Linked DNA regions of Mus musculus: all the other regions are linked to region 4. A link is a loop called in an ENCODE intact Hi-C map of the cell type or tissue named here. Cell type or tissue: left cerebral cortex. All regions are shown on one strand. Each heading gives the region's core, and the rest is flanking DNA. Links, peaks and the distances in the headings are about the cores only.

Region 1 (3,469 bases), core at 340-2,839, 85 kb before region 4:
GCACACAGTATCACCCCCCCCCAGCACACAGTGACACCCTCCAGCACAGTCTCCACACACTATTCAGTCTGCTGACACCTTCCAGCACACAGCTGAACAGAACTGCAAACACCTAGACAACAGTGCCTTCTTCTGAAGAGGGGGAGGAAGGGAGCCACAGGGACAGCAACTTCTTCCTTGCTTGCCACCTCTAGGTGGACAAAGGTGTTCCTCATAGGGAAAAAATGTGGCATGCAAGATGAAACAAAACCAGCTCACCTAGGAACTATGCACTCACACCAGGAACAGCACCAAATAAGAGGTTTCTATAACCTATTTTATGTCCTGTTCCACACATGACCACCCACACACACACACCAGGAACCCCAGCAAACAAGAAGTCTCTAGAACCAGAAGGTACTACATATGACACCCCCCCACACACACACACATATATCAGGAGCCCCACCATACAAGAGGTCTCTAGAACCTTCTATTCTATGTCCTGCTGGTTTTCTTTCTGTTCAAATCTATGCAGTCTGTTCCTTTGCTCTTCTTCCACACAGTTCAACCTAAGTACATTCTTATTCTAAGAACTTGAATCCCAGAGATCCTGAAGTACTGGGCAACACAACCTGGGCCCTGTGTGGTAGGCAGCCAGGGAGAATCTTAGCCAGCTTGGCAGGATCCACAGCCTAGTTTTGGAAGCAGGAAACCATGAGCGTTCCATACTTCAAGCCCTGACTTTTCACTCCCTGAAAGAGAGTCTTCTGGAATTGTAGCTGTTTAATATTACCCAGTTCTAGTTGTGAGCACTTTCGGTGAACAAGTTGACACTGTTTGGAGTTCAGTGGACCTCTGAGGCATGACATCCTCCACCATCACCAAGGACTTTAATAAGCAAAGCCCGCCAAACTTTAAGTCTTTGTAGGGAAACAGAACCATGGGCAGGAAGCAGAGGGGCCGAAGGACCAAATACCATCCAAAATGTAAGCATCAAGGCCCCGTGAGATCGAAACCTGTCTCCAGAAGCCGACGTCCAGGTAACCCACACACTATCCCTACTTAAAGGCATTTAGACAATACACCCACCACAAGAGCTGAAAGGCAAACATTTTCCAGGGGGAAAAAAGGAGGCAGAAAATAGGGGCACAGGCCCGGGATTCGTCTTCTGAGGTCCCCAAGCAGGGGACTTGGAGAAGGTGAGACCTCATCTCCCAGCCTGGCTACTTAAGGCTAACACCAGTGGGTCCCCTGCACTGTCAGGGGCCGTCACGGGCCGAGGTTCCACTTTCCTGTCTGCCACAAATGTCACGTTCCAAAAAAGTTCAACCAGCTCCCCCTTGGAAAGTTTGTGCTTCCTCCCGGAAACCAGATTTTTTCCAAGGCACTGCCAACAGGCCAGGGAAAGCCGGATCCTACCCCTGATTTGTGCAAGAAACTTGTTTGGGGAGAACAAAGAAGGCTCAGGGCGGAAAGGCCCGAGCCTCCGGGCCGGGGCGCGTCCTGGGGTCCAGGCTGGGCGCCCCGCGCGCCTTTGTCTGCGCCAGAGCAGCGGCACCCGCCAAGCCTCCAGATCCTCCGGGACCGCAACCTGCCAGCCACAGGAGAAATGCCAGTCCCGCGTCAGGGGCCCGCACGCGTACCCGAGTCCTTGGCCTCCCGTGGGAATCCCCCACGGGGGTACTGGGCACTCGGAGGGTAGTTCTGAACCGAATTCTGCTTTTTGTCTTGTTGAACCTTCTGGATCCCTCACAGGACAATCTGAGGCCCCAGCACAAATCTGGTTCACCAAGTCCCCACATCTGGTGCGGAGCTGATGTCAGCCTGGGCTCTCGGGAGCAGCCGCGGAGACCTCTCGGCCCAGTCAGGGGGAGCCCTCCCGGACCCCCGGCTTGAGCTGATTACCTCTAAGCACAGGCTCGCAAGGTCCCCGGCGCGACTTTGCCCTCCGCATGGGGCGATCATGGGACGATCCTGGCTTGGGCAACGCGGCGGCAGGGGAATGGCGGCAGGGGGATGGCGGCTGGGAGGCGCGGCGAAGGGTGCCTCTGCACTCGGGCAGCAGAGAGATGCCCCGTTCCCCCTCCAGTCCCACCCACCCCACCCCGCTGCCGGGTCCCTGGGCGCCCCGCGCTCCCAGTCGCCAGCGTGCTACCCAGGAGGGTCGCTGGTCTGATCCCTGTAACCCTACACTTCACCCCGCCCCGGCCCCGGCCGCGGGGCCCTAGAGCCCGTCCCCAGTTTCCCGTCGCCCCTCCCGGGATTTCGGAAACTGCCGGGACTCAGGCTGACGTGTCTCCCTGAGACCAAAAAGGGAGACTGGCTCCCTTGTTTTTGTCCCCTATCCGCGTTTGAATTCCTGTCACACTCACCATTTCTATCTGAATGCCTTAGAATCCTTTGCTGGAATATGCCTCCGAACTCCAGGCTAGGTTTGGTTTAGGACCAACTTTTCTTCTAAGTGGAATTTCCAGGTGAAAGCGATCCCCAGGCCCTAGTACTTCTATCAGGTGGGGCGGTCAGGATAGGAGGGGCTATGATGTGCTCCACTGAGGAACAGAACAGCTAGCTAAACAGACCTTCCTTACAGCCTTAAATGTTCAATGGCTTCCTAGGACTGTACATCCTGTGACCACAACCCTCAGGCTGCTATCTGCTCAAACAGAAGCAAAGAATTTGAAGTCTGTGACTCTGCCCCGCCTTCGAAATCAGACTTTTTCCCTAAGCAACGCTCCTTGCCCAGCCCTCTGCGAGGTTACACTCACTGTCTTCTGAAGCCATGCACTAGGACCTTTCTGGTCTGTCTTCTGAGAGCAGAGGCCAGTGGCTGCTGCCCAAGCCCCTACTTGGAGGGTTAGGGCATATCAAGGTTTCTGACGGTTGGCTCCTCTTTTCTCTCTTCTTACCTGGCCATGGGGGCAGGGGTCATGTCTGGCTTGTGCCATCTCCCTAAACTCACCCGCTCACCGCTTCACCCCCAGTGTTCCAGCCGGATTCCATGACAGCCCTCTGATTTCTCAGACAGAGGCCCAAATGTAATTGCTGAACTTATTTCTCAAGCACAGGCTTCGTTAAAGTCACCTGCCTTTGTAGAACACACAAAGCCAGGACGTGTGCACAGAAAAGAACAGGGCAGTAGGTCCCCTCTTGTTAAGAGTCTGGACAGGAGAGAGAAGAGACCAGCTCTGTGTAGAGGGGGAAGGGGCAGAGATCCGATGTGCAGGAAAAGGAGGCACTGGGCAAGCAAGCAGCAGTGCAGCCTGGAGGGAATTGGCAAGGTTTCTCACCAAGGGTGCTTGGCAAGAGCTGATAAATGAGGAAAGAGTTTTCACTGCAAAGGAAGAGACAACACGAGTAAGTGGACAGTCACAAAGTGCAGGGCTGGGAAGGACTGAACGGTAAACGTACACAGCTTCCACTTGGCTAGTGCGGAAACTCCCACCCGGCTGTGCAAGGACTTCCCTAACGGCACAGAACAAGTTCAGTA
Region 2 (3,469 bases), core at 576-3,075, 100 kb before region 4:
CTCAGTAACCCCACTTCCTGGCTCCATTCACTCTACCTGCCTCTTCAGTCTGGATTACCCCAAGCTCTGAGTCCCCCCCTTTGCTCCACTGAACAAAATTTCCACCCTGGTCTTCAACTCCTGAGTCAGGACCCCACCTCTGCAATGGCAGCCACATCTACCAACACATCTTCCCTCCCTCCCTGACTCCTGTATCCTGTATCTTGTTGGTTTCTTGATTATTATTTAGATGTTTTACACTGAGTGACAGTAAGAAGCTAGAAGCAAGCAGGCCCTACTTTCTGTACCAAACTGCTGTCCTGTCCATCTCTCTTCCTGATGTCCCCATGCCCAGGGGCTGGTTCCACTAACCAGTCACTGAGAGATCCCAAACAGAAGCCTCTTGCTTCTGACCTCCTCTGCCTCCAGTACACCCAATGTTTTGTTTCCTTCTCTGTACCAGAAACTAGTGAGTTCCAAGACAACCAGGGCTACCCAGAGACACTCAGAGAAACTAAACAATAACAATTGCAATAAACAATGAACATGCCAAAGAAAGACAGACAAAGGCAGGTTCCCGCCATCTCCTTCACTGAGCCTGAGTGAGTGTGTGCTACAAACCTTCCATTGTCCAGAACACTGTTGGGCGCCTAAAGGGAACAGAGTATTGATTGTCAAAAACACAGATCTACAAGACTGAAGGGAACAAGTGTCTTCAAATAAAAATTTTTAAAGTTTAGCTAGAACTAAAATTAAAATACTATAGAAAAGCTGGTTTAAGTGGATGGATAATGAAATGAATGGATCTTAACAGGCAGGAAAACTACCACATTCCCTTTACATTGGAAAGGGGGGAGAACATTTATCAGGCTTCATCTCTCTCCATCACCCTAGGACAGCAACCCTGGAGAATTGTTCGAAAGGAGGAAGGTCCTCAGTAAGGTTTTGAATTTCTTCTGAAATTCTGACTTATTTGTGAAAACAAAAAACTGGAAGCAGAGAAGGGGAAAGAGGCAAAGGACTTGAGAAAAGGCAGAGGAAGCCTTTAGAATTTGAGATTTAGAATTTAGAATAGCTGGCTACAGATGATGCAACTCTGAAGCCTCCATGTTGGAAGACAGGAAGATTCCCTCTCATAGAGGGAGTCACACAGTGGAGCAAAATAGTCCTTTCTACTGTGGGAAGGGTGAACATGCATGTTTGTGTGGGTATCATATATGTGTGGAGGCCACAACCTCAGATGTTGTTCCTCAGGAGTCGTCCACCTTAGTTCTCCTAATAGAATACTCTTTATTTGTTCTTTGACAATGCCATACATGTAAATGATGTATTTTGAGCCTACCTATTTACTGCCCACTCCTAGTTTCTCAGGCACTGTCCATTCATACCCTTTTACCACCACCCTCTTCCTCCCTCCTTCCTTTTTTCATCTTTCCTTTCATTTTTGAGCCCGTTTTATAACCCACTGGATCCAGTGCCGCCAGCCCAGCTGGGACCCTGGCAGATCTTGTCACCTTGGTCTTCTGCATGTCCTCGGCTGCTATGAGTTCAAGTGTGCAGCAGCCATGTGAGAAAATCAGCATCTCACAAGACTCCTGCTCCTCTCCAGCTCTCACATTCTTTCTGCTCTCTCTTCCACAAGGTTCTCTGACCCCTGAGGTTGGGGAAGAAGGTCACCTTGTGCTTTTGAGGCACAGTCTCTTACTGGGACCTGGGGATCAATGACTAGACCAGCAAGTCCCAGAGACCTGCCTCTCTCCACCTCACCAGTGCTGGGGTGACAACCATGTGTTCAGCTTCTTTACATTCTGGGATCCAACTCAAGGATACATTCCAAGACCCAATGTGGAATCCTGAAGCCAAGGACAGTGAGTGCCAAGTCTGTATGTACAAGGACAGTGCCAAGGCAGCGTGTGTGTATGTGTGTGTGTGTGTGTGTGTGTGTGTGTGTGTGTTTCTCCACCCCCACCCCGTGTGTGTAGCATACACCTTTATAAAGTTAACATAAATTACACATATGATTGTCAGTAGCAGCCAATAGTAACATAGACCTGATCTGACAGCATATAGCTGTGACTGTATTTAAGACTTATGAACCGTTTACTTCTAGTGCTTTTCAATTAATACTTCCAAATTGCCATTGACCTTCGGTAATGAAAGTGGTAGAAACTAAAGTCACAGGCACGGGGATTACTTAATGCAGAAGAGACGAAAACGAGAAGGTCTGACCCTCTGTGCTCCCAACGTGCAAGGACTTACCGCTTTTCCCCCTTAGGCCTCCACTTGCCTCCACTGTCAAAGTAGATGCTTCATGCCTCCCAGAATAGAGCTGCAAGTCTGGGTAGAAGTAGGCGGGGTCTTCTAGAATCTGCACAGGACTGCTGGGGCTGTAGCAGATGGGAGGAGGAGCTGGCAGAAAGAGAATGATGTGTGTGTTAGTGCCAATCACGTGCCCCCTTCCTGTGTGACTCATGCCCCCCACATGGCAACTTGTAGTGTGACTCTGCCTATTTCATTCATAAAATTCCAAAGCTACTTCCCAGAACTGTCACAAATCCAGCCACCCACCATGCTGACCCACAAGCTTCCAACAGCCACTGAGGGGAGGCGCAAAACTGTCACCCAGGGACAGCACCCACAGTCTTCTTCTGTGGAGCTCTGAGAGGCGTGAGGTTTGCAATGGTCAAGGTAGAGGGCAGAAACACAGGAATGGAGCAGGCCAGAAAAAGAAAAGTGAGAAGAACAGCTGTCTCTCCAAAAATATAGGATAGAAGAAGGGGTGGCCACTTTGCCGGGCCATGTGTCAGCAAGAGAATGTCCCAGGCTGAGACACAGTGTGCTCTGGCTCCCTGAGAGGCTTCTGAGTCTCACGTTGCAGTAGAACCAGTGACCTGGGCCTGGGCCTTAGCCAAGTTCATGGCCACTCAAGCTCCCTTCTCTGCTACACACACGTGCACGCGAGAGTGCGCACACACACACACACACACACACACACACACACACACACACACACTAGTGCACTTCTTTTTCAAGTTACACTTGAGGCTACTCTTAGACCCACAGCCACCAACCATGAGACCCCACTTCAGGGACACTGACAGCACATTTGTCAATTGTGGGAACTCCGGCCGATCCAGCCACGTTCCCTTCCTGTTCTGTCTGATATACCTCTGTGTGGATGCCAAGATTAAAGCTCTGCTTTTTGTTGTTGTTGTTCTCAATTTACTCTGGAGAGTCTTGTTATTATTTATTAAGACCCTTGCCTTAAAGATAATTCCATTTGAAAATAAAAGAACAATTTTCAGAAATGGCTTCAAACCAGGCATCTGAAATTTCTTCCTAAGTTTTGCACAAGACCAGAGCTACTAGCATCTCATGACACCAAGGGCCAAAGATAGGACTATCGCCCCTCTCCCTGAGTCATTGTGCCTCAGGTGAGATACCATTTGTATGTGCTCACCATATCGTAGGCACGTCTGACCCATAAAGA
Region 3 (3,469 bases), core at 353-2,852, 65 kb before region 4:
AGTAGATTACACGGCATTTGCATTTACAAAGAGGCTTCACCGTCATGCTTGGGAGACCAGCTTTGCTCAAGTGTTCGATCTGAGATTCCATCTACAGAGATGCAGCACCCTTACAACCTGTGTGAACCAGTTTTCTGCACAAACCGCTTCCCCATCTCAGGATGCAGCCTTGGTAACCAGACTTTTTGTTTGTTTGCCTGTTTGCTTTACTTTTTTTATTTTCCTTATTCTGGAGACAGGGTCTCATTCTGTAGTCCACCCTAGCCTCATATTCACAGTGATCCTCCTGTCTCAGTGTCTGAAGTGCCGGAATTTCAGCCATGAGTCACCACATCTACCCTTCTGACCTATTTTGAATGCTCAGCTCCAGGAAGTGAATATAAGTTGTGGATTGGATGGAATCTCACTCCCAATGCTATGGGGCACCATAAAAACAGATTCTCTCAGGACAAGGCAGGCCTCCTGAACCCAACAGGCACACACACACACACACACACACACACACACACACACACACCTGACTCTGAGAAGGACAAGAAAAGTATGTGGATAATTTCTCTTCTCTGTTATTGCTACCTCATCCCCTCAAATCTTTTTATTTCAAGGCAGAGCTCTGAGGCCCATGATAAGAGAACAACCAGAAAAGCCTTGACAAACCAGGCTGCTAGAAATAAACGCAGAGCAAGAGAAAGGAGGTCTGGCTACCAAGTGAGGCTACCAACAGGGATCTAAGACTGCCTTCTGGTCACACCGGGAAGTCTGTCTCTGTCTCTAGCCACAGACCATGCATGCATCTCTAATAACCACAGGCATGAGAAGATGCAAGGTTCCGTTCCCAATGCCTACAGACTAAATAAGTGAACACCAGTGAGAAAGGGTGCCCCTAGTACCTGTAATTTAATGACTACATGGCAACTTCTGAGAAACAATATACCCTTACAGGGTCTTTCTCCTATTGGTTACCTGGTAAGACAGACACATACACCAGCAATCCTGGGCAGGGGTTCAAGATGCTAACAGAAGCCAGATTTGAAAGTCTGCAGTGTTGCAATGACAATTGATCTGGAGGCAACACGTGTTTGTGAGCCATCCCTAAAATGCTCCGTGCTCCGACCAAGCGAAGGGCGGTGGCATGAAGAGGCCAATTCCTGAGAATGGAGCCTGCACGCAGGTATGTCTCCTACCTGCTTCTCCACCCACCTTCCAATCCTACTCCCTCTGGAACCGCGTGGTTCTGGGGAGGAATTCTGGTAGTGGGGAGAAAAGGGGAAAGGCCAGACTTACCTAACTCCTCCGGGCTGAAAGATGCAGAAGCGGTGTCCACAAAATCACTCTCTGGGAAAGAAGGAAAGCAGAAAACAAAAAACTGAGTCACTGCATCCATTCATGGCCAATAAATCAGGAATTCTGGAGAGCTCAGCTCCCTTGGAAAAGCGCAGGTTCTTTCTCTCTAATCCATTGAATGTGTAAAGAAACTTGGGGAACCCTTCTGCCTAGGGGCACTCATCCTGAAGCCCGCAGGTGCGCATCAACTTTCCGGGTTGGGATAGCGCAGCTCCCAGTGAATGGGGCTGCAACCCCATCATCTGTCCTCAGCTCCTGGCGAGCATTGCTATGTCCTGCCAGGTGCCGACATCCCAAAGTTTTCCTGGTAGTGTGGGTGCTCCTGAACGCGCAGTGGCAGTGACGAGTGACAAGAGCTGCGCTCACCAGCCCCACAGCCTGCGAGCAGCCCTGCCCGTTGCTAGGCTACCGTGGCTATCATGAGACACACGCGCTGACTCCCCACTCCCTGATAGAGGATGTCCTCCAGCACCCTAACCCTTTTGCTCATTTATTTAAAATGAGAGACTTGCTTGCTCTGAACGAATTCCCTGGTCCTCTGCATTGAGTATGCACTCCTCCACCTGCCCAGGGGTCCGGAGAGGATTCTCAGAGCTGGACACTATCGTAAAAGTAGGCAGGGCAGACTTCCTATGCCTTCCTCCGTCCACCTTTTTTTTTTTCTTTTTTTTTTTTTTTGGTTTTTCTTAACCTGCATTCCAGCTCCATAGTCTGAGCATTAGTCTCTCCTCATAAGAGACCATTTATTCCTTGAGTAAGCTAAGAAAATTGGTCTCCATTTCAAGGGCAGAGAAGCAGCAGCTTAGTAACTTGGGACAGACAGAGTCTGACTTTCCTGTCATGATGGGCAGAGAGTAAGAATCGCCTCTTTCTTTAGCACACCTTGAGTGGTTTCAAGTAGAATGGAGAAGCAGAAGTTGAACGTTCTAACTAGTGTCTGGCTAGCGTCTGGCTATTGGACTCTCCTTGTTTGGATCATTGAGTAGTGTGTGTAGACACACTGTATTTCCCCCTTGAGTGACTGATAGCTTTGCCAGGGCAAGTCTAGTGTTTGGGGTGTGAGGGGATCTAGAGACAGCCCCACAGCAGATGGTCCCCTCTTTCTACCTAGCAGTGACAGAGAGGGATGGACGGAGGGAGCCTGGTTCTCTCTCCTTAAAGAACTGACAGTTGCCAGTTCAAAGCTTCTGGAGCCTTCTATGGGTTCAAAGTGACCAGAGCAGGGGCTGTAGCAGCCAGGAGGTCCTGGGTCTGGGTCAGATCGTTACCTTGTAAACAGCGACGGTTTGCCATACTCAGCTTTTGGTTACATAACACTGTGGAAGACTAGAAAGAAGCACCAGCCTGCATTTCTCATGGGATGGAGGAGAAGCTGTCCTTCCCCACCCAGGCAGCCATTCCTGAGCCATCACCCTGACATCTAAATACTGCTGCCCTGTTGTTGATTATGGAAGTTCCCAGTTCAAGAACTGAATACACGTGAACACATTTCCACACGACACTCTACCCCCCACACACACAACCCCCAAGATCCTTGCGTGTGTCTTCATCCTCCTCTCTGAAGGGGTCTTTGAATTTCTTGCTGTCAGACCCTGTCTGTCCTTGACAATCACAGGTCATATCCCATGTTGCGTCTGCTTGTTTTGGCCACGCACAGACCCATCTTTTAAAGGCATTACCGTCTGGCTTGCTCTTCCTCCCCTCAGTCACACTCCCAGGAGTAGTCTGGACTTCATCTGTACAAAGTGGATTCTGCTCACCCTCTGCTCCGCTCTTTGATGTTCTCTTCATCATTGACCTGCTCCCCTGTCAGCTCCTCGTTGTCATAGTAACACCATCCCAGCACTCGGCTCTTCAACCAGCATCTCCTACCTTTCTAGTCTTTATTGAGTCTGAAGTCTCCTTGTCTCTATCAGAATCTAAATGAACCGTCCCAGGGTCCCTTCTGTCCCCTACTGTCCTCATGACCTCCCTCCTGTCTTGACCTTCTTAGTTTAAGGTCCATTGCTGTCATTTCACAATGTATTTGTCCCCTTGTAAAAGATAAAAACTAATGGTTCATTTTCAAAGGTGCCTCAAGCAGCTTATGTCTAGTTACAAATGAACCAGAAATTCTAGAGCCCAG
Region 4 (3,469 bases), core at 350-2,849:
CACCTCCATGGCACCCACAGGAATGTATTTAAAGTATGTTTTCTTCCACATCCTTCCAATCCCCCATGAAGGTGAAATTCTTTGCAACCCTGTGTTTAAGCCACGTTCATGTGTGCTGTAACCTTCCTTCCCAGCTGGTGGCGCTATTGTACAGGGTTGTGGAACCTTTAGGAGGCAGGGCTTAGCTGAAGGAAGTGGGTTGCTGGCGAGCTAGGACTTCCTGTCCTGTCTCTGCCTCTGAGCCATGGGTACAGAAGAGAGCCACCAGCCTCTCCAGACACTACAGTTGAATGCCTCCCCATCCAAGACACCCTGATCCCCTCAACTGTGAGCCAAAATAAACCGGTCCTCTCTTTAGTTGCTTAGTGCCACACATTTGGTCACAGCAATGAGAAAAGAAACTGATAAGTATCTAGAAAAAAAAGTGGCACTTTAAGCAGAGTTATGAGATTTGAGTCTAGCACAGTGCCTGGCATACAAGTGTGCTGACTAAAATGTGTCATCCGTTCACTGATCATCTGATCTTATTATGTGGTTCTCCTTACTAAAGCCAGCTACATTATCTTTGACGTCTACCGCTCTTACAATAATTCTACACAACGGGCATAGGGATTTTTATAAGATCTGAGGCTCAGGGTGACTAATTAACTCAAGGTCTCATGGCTGCCAAGTGGAAGTTCTAGGACTCAAACCCAGTGCTGCGCTGAAGCTGGCTGCATGTTTCTTTTCTCTTTACAACCAGCAGCTTTGATGAGATGCTAGTTAACTTAGGTGACGGTCACAGCAGGAGAGCCAGAATGGGGCTTATTGTAGCAACTGCCTGAAGCCTGGTAGCATTACTGGGATGTGGCACTTTTAAAACCTGGCGTTAAAAACATTTAGATGCTTAGGCTTCATCCATGATCAATGAAATCACTATGTGTGTGTGTGTGTGTGTGTGTGTGTGTGTGTGCGCGCGCGCGGGGGGGGGGGGTGATGGTAGCTAAATGGTAGAACAATTGCCTGACACATTTGAGGCCCTGAGTTTGACCCCCAACACTGAAGGAACAGAACAAAAAGCTGTTTCTGTGGTAAGGTCTGTCTCCCGCAGTGTAGACCACTCCTCCTCATGGTGAAGACAGTGTAAGAGAGTAAGAGGAGCCTACACAACGCCCAGCCTGTTGGAATCTGAATTTAAGCACAGATTTCATAATCCTATGCTGCTCTCTGGAGTTAACTCAAAGTTGATTCTCTAAGCATTGCAGCTCCCAGCACAGTAAAGGACAGTGTACATGCGCCCTCTGGTGGATCTATTCAGAAAGGCACCCTCGACAGGGGCAAAGCTGGTTAGACAAGGGACATAGACTTCATGCACACTGATTAATACAAGGCATCTGGTTAGATAGGCCTCTAGCCCACCCGTGCTGGTTCGTTTAATCAAGTCAACACAAACTCGAGTCACCTGGGAATCAGAAACTTCAAATAAGGAATTACCTCACCCGATTAGCCTGTGGGCAAGTCCGTGTTTTCTTGATTAATGATAAGATGTGAAGGTGACTAGTCCACTGCGAGCAGTGCCACCCCTGGACAGATGGACCTGGGCTGCATTCAAGGAAGCTGAGAAACAAGCAGCAGCCCTCCGTGGTTCCTGTTCCTGCTCCTGCTCCTGCTCCTGCTCCTGCTCCTGCTCCTGCTCCTGCTCCTGCTCCTGCTCCTGCTCCTGCTCCTGCTCCTGCTCCTGCTCCTCCTCCTGCTCCTGCTCCTCCTCCTGCTCCTGCTCCTGCTCTGTGGTTCCTGCTCCTGCTCCTGTTGAGTTCCTGCCTTGATTTCTGTCAGTGATGGAGTGTGATCAGGACATGTCACCCGACGCCTTTCTTTCCCAAGTTGCTTTCACTCATGGTGTTCATCACAACAGACAGCAAACTCGGGCAACCTTAAAAGCTTGACAGAAGGACACTATGACACAGATTGCCATTGCCTTGTGTCTCTGAGGACTCCTGTATATGACCCCAGCTTCCTCAGGAGGAGCTCACACATGAAATCCCTGCAAGGTTTTCTCAGTTTTTCAATACCGTGCATTAAGGCAGGAGAGAGTTGTGGCTTCTCTCTCAAGTCCGTTTGCATGACATGTTAATCTCATCAACTCTGGCTAATCTTGTGACTAATCCATAATTTTATCAGTTGCCAAGTGTTCAATACAGTCTAGTCATACAGCTGTGGATATTAAATGTGAATGCCAGGCTTGACAGTGGTCTGACCAGAGCTCCCCAACACAACTCAGGAAAAAGTTTTGGCCTTGTGTGGTAGTGCTTACCTGCATAGTGCCAGTACTCAGGAGCTGAGGCAGGGGTACTGTTACAGGTTTTAGAGCAGCCTGGATTCCATGACAAGACTGTCTCAAGACAGAGAAAGGAGAAGGTAGGAGAGGAAAGGAGGGAGGGAAGAAGGAAGAAGGGGAAAAGAACAACAAACGAATGTTTTTAGTGCAATGTGACAATACTGCTGCCTGGTGTCCCTCAGGTACCTGGCTCCTCCTCAAGAAGGCCTCAAGAAGACCTGCATGCACACACATGCATGCACACACACACACACGCACACAACTTCCTATGACCTTACACCATGGGAAGATTTTGGAAATAGTCTTTCCTTCTTCAAAACTTTTCTCTTCCCTCTGTCTACACTGTCATTCCTGGGGCATTCTACTGTGGTTCACAGTGGGGTTCCTCCATTCCACATCAGGACCCCAGCAAGGGAGTGCTGGTGAGAGGGGAGACTCTAGCAGAGGAGGAGTGCTGGTGAGAGGGAGGACTCTAGCAGAGGAGGAGTGCTGGTGAGAGGGAGGACTCTAGCAGAGGAGGAGTGCTGGTGAGAGGGAGGACTCTAGCAGAGGGGGAGTGCTGGTGAGAGGGAGGACTCTAGCAGAGGGGGAGTGCTGGTGAGAGGGAGGACTCTAGCAGAGGGGGAGTGCTGGTGAGAGGGAGGACTCTAGCAGAGGAGGAGTGCTGGTGAGAGGGAGGACTCTAGCAGAGGGGGAGTGCTGGTGAGAGGGGAGACACAGCAGAGTAGAGATAAGTAGTGGTGCAGGAGAGGCCAGGAGGACACCAAGTGGTGAGATGCTGTAACACAACATCTGGCTGTAACACTTTGCAAAGTGAAAGCCTCAACACCCTTGAATGAAGCAGATCTGAGGCAGTTACTGTGCTGAAATTCTAGTTAGACCAAGGAATGTGTCCATGGAGCAGAGCGTATAAAGAGAATGGAAGAGAGGTGGTAGCTGCAGAAGATAGATGGATGCTTTAAAAAAAAAAGATTTATGTATTCATTTTATGTGTGAGTACACTAGTGCTCTCTTCAGACACACCAGAAGATGGCATCGGATCCCATTACAAATGGTTGTGAGCCACCATGTGGTTGCTGGGAATTGAACTCAGGACCTCTGGAAGAGCAGTCAGATTTTCAGCTCTTAACCACTGAGCCATCTCTCCAACCC

Evidence for each region. A loop is a pair of places that touch in the nucleus more often than their neighbours do. Peaks named below come from ENCODE experiments on the same cell type or tissue, not always from the same donor. Only the 100,000 strongest peaks of a DNase experiment are listed, where the experiment ranks them.
Region 1: a loop joins it to region 4, with 2.2 times the contacts of the local background. A loop is called at or near these places in 5 of 42 quality-filtered maps.
Region 2: it touches region 4 in a loop (2.1-fold over the local background); 2 of 42 quality-filtered maps call a loop at or near these places.
Region 3: it touches region 4 in a loop (1.8-fold over the local background); 2 of 42 quality-filtered maps call a loop at or near these places.

What each region holds. Positions count from the first base shown.
Region 1 is chr9:14,612,847-14,616,315 of GRCm38, forward strand. It overlaps Amotl1 (angiomotin-like 1), which reads right to left and starts at 2,154. Exons shown (of 13, transcript NM_001081395.1): 1 at 1,888-2,154. The coding sequence starts at 1,936. In left cerebral cortex, for the core only: no CTCF peak of the experiment used is centred there; DNase peaks (open chromatin) are centred at 663, 1,572, 1,890 and 2,355; H3K4me3 peaks cover 1,780 bases; H3K27ac peaks cover 1,355 bases.
Region 2 is chr9:14,594,213-14,597,681 of GRCm38, forward strand. It overlaps Amotl1 (angiomotin-like 1), which reads right to left. Exons shown (of 13, transcript NM_001081395.1): 2 at 2,239-2,388. Among named protein-coding and RNA genes, the nearest start is that of Amotl1, 19 kb to the right of the region's middle. In left cerebral cortex, for the core only: no CTCF peak of the experiment used is centred there; DNase peaks (open chromatin) are centred at 1,828 and 2,411.
Region 3 is chr9:14,632,618-14,636,086 of GRCm38, forward strand. It overlaps a transcript of Amotl1 not described here. Among named protein-coding and RNA genes, the nearest start is that of Gm34263, 9.3 kb to the right of the region's middle. In left cerebral cortex, for the core only: no CTCF peak of the experiment used is centred there; a DNase peak (open chromatin) is centred at 1,737; H3K4me3 peaks cover 641 bases.
Region 4 is chr9:14,697,903-14,701,371 of GRCm38, forward strand. No RefSeq gene overlaps it. Among named protein-coding and RNA genes, the nearest start is that of Gm10706, 4.8 kb to the right of the region's middle. In left cerebral cortex, for the core only: a CTCF peak has its summit at 1,291 (motif pointing left); a DNase peak (open chromatin) is centred at 1,274.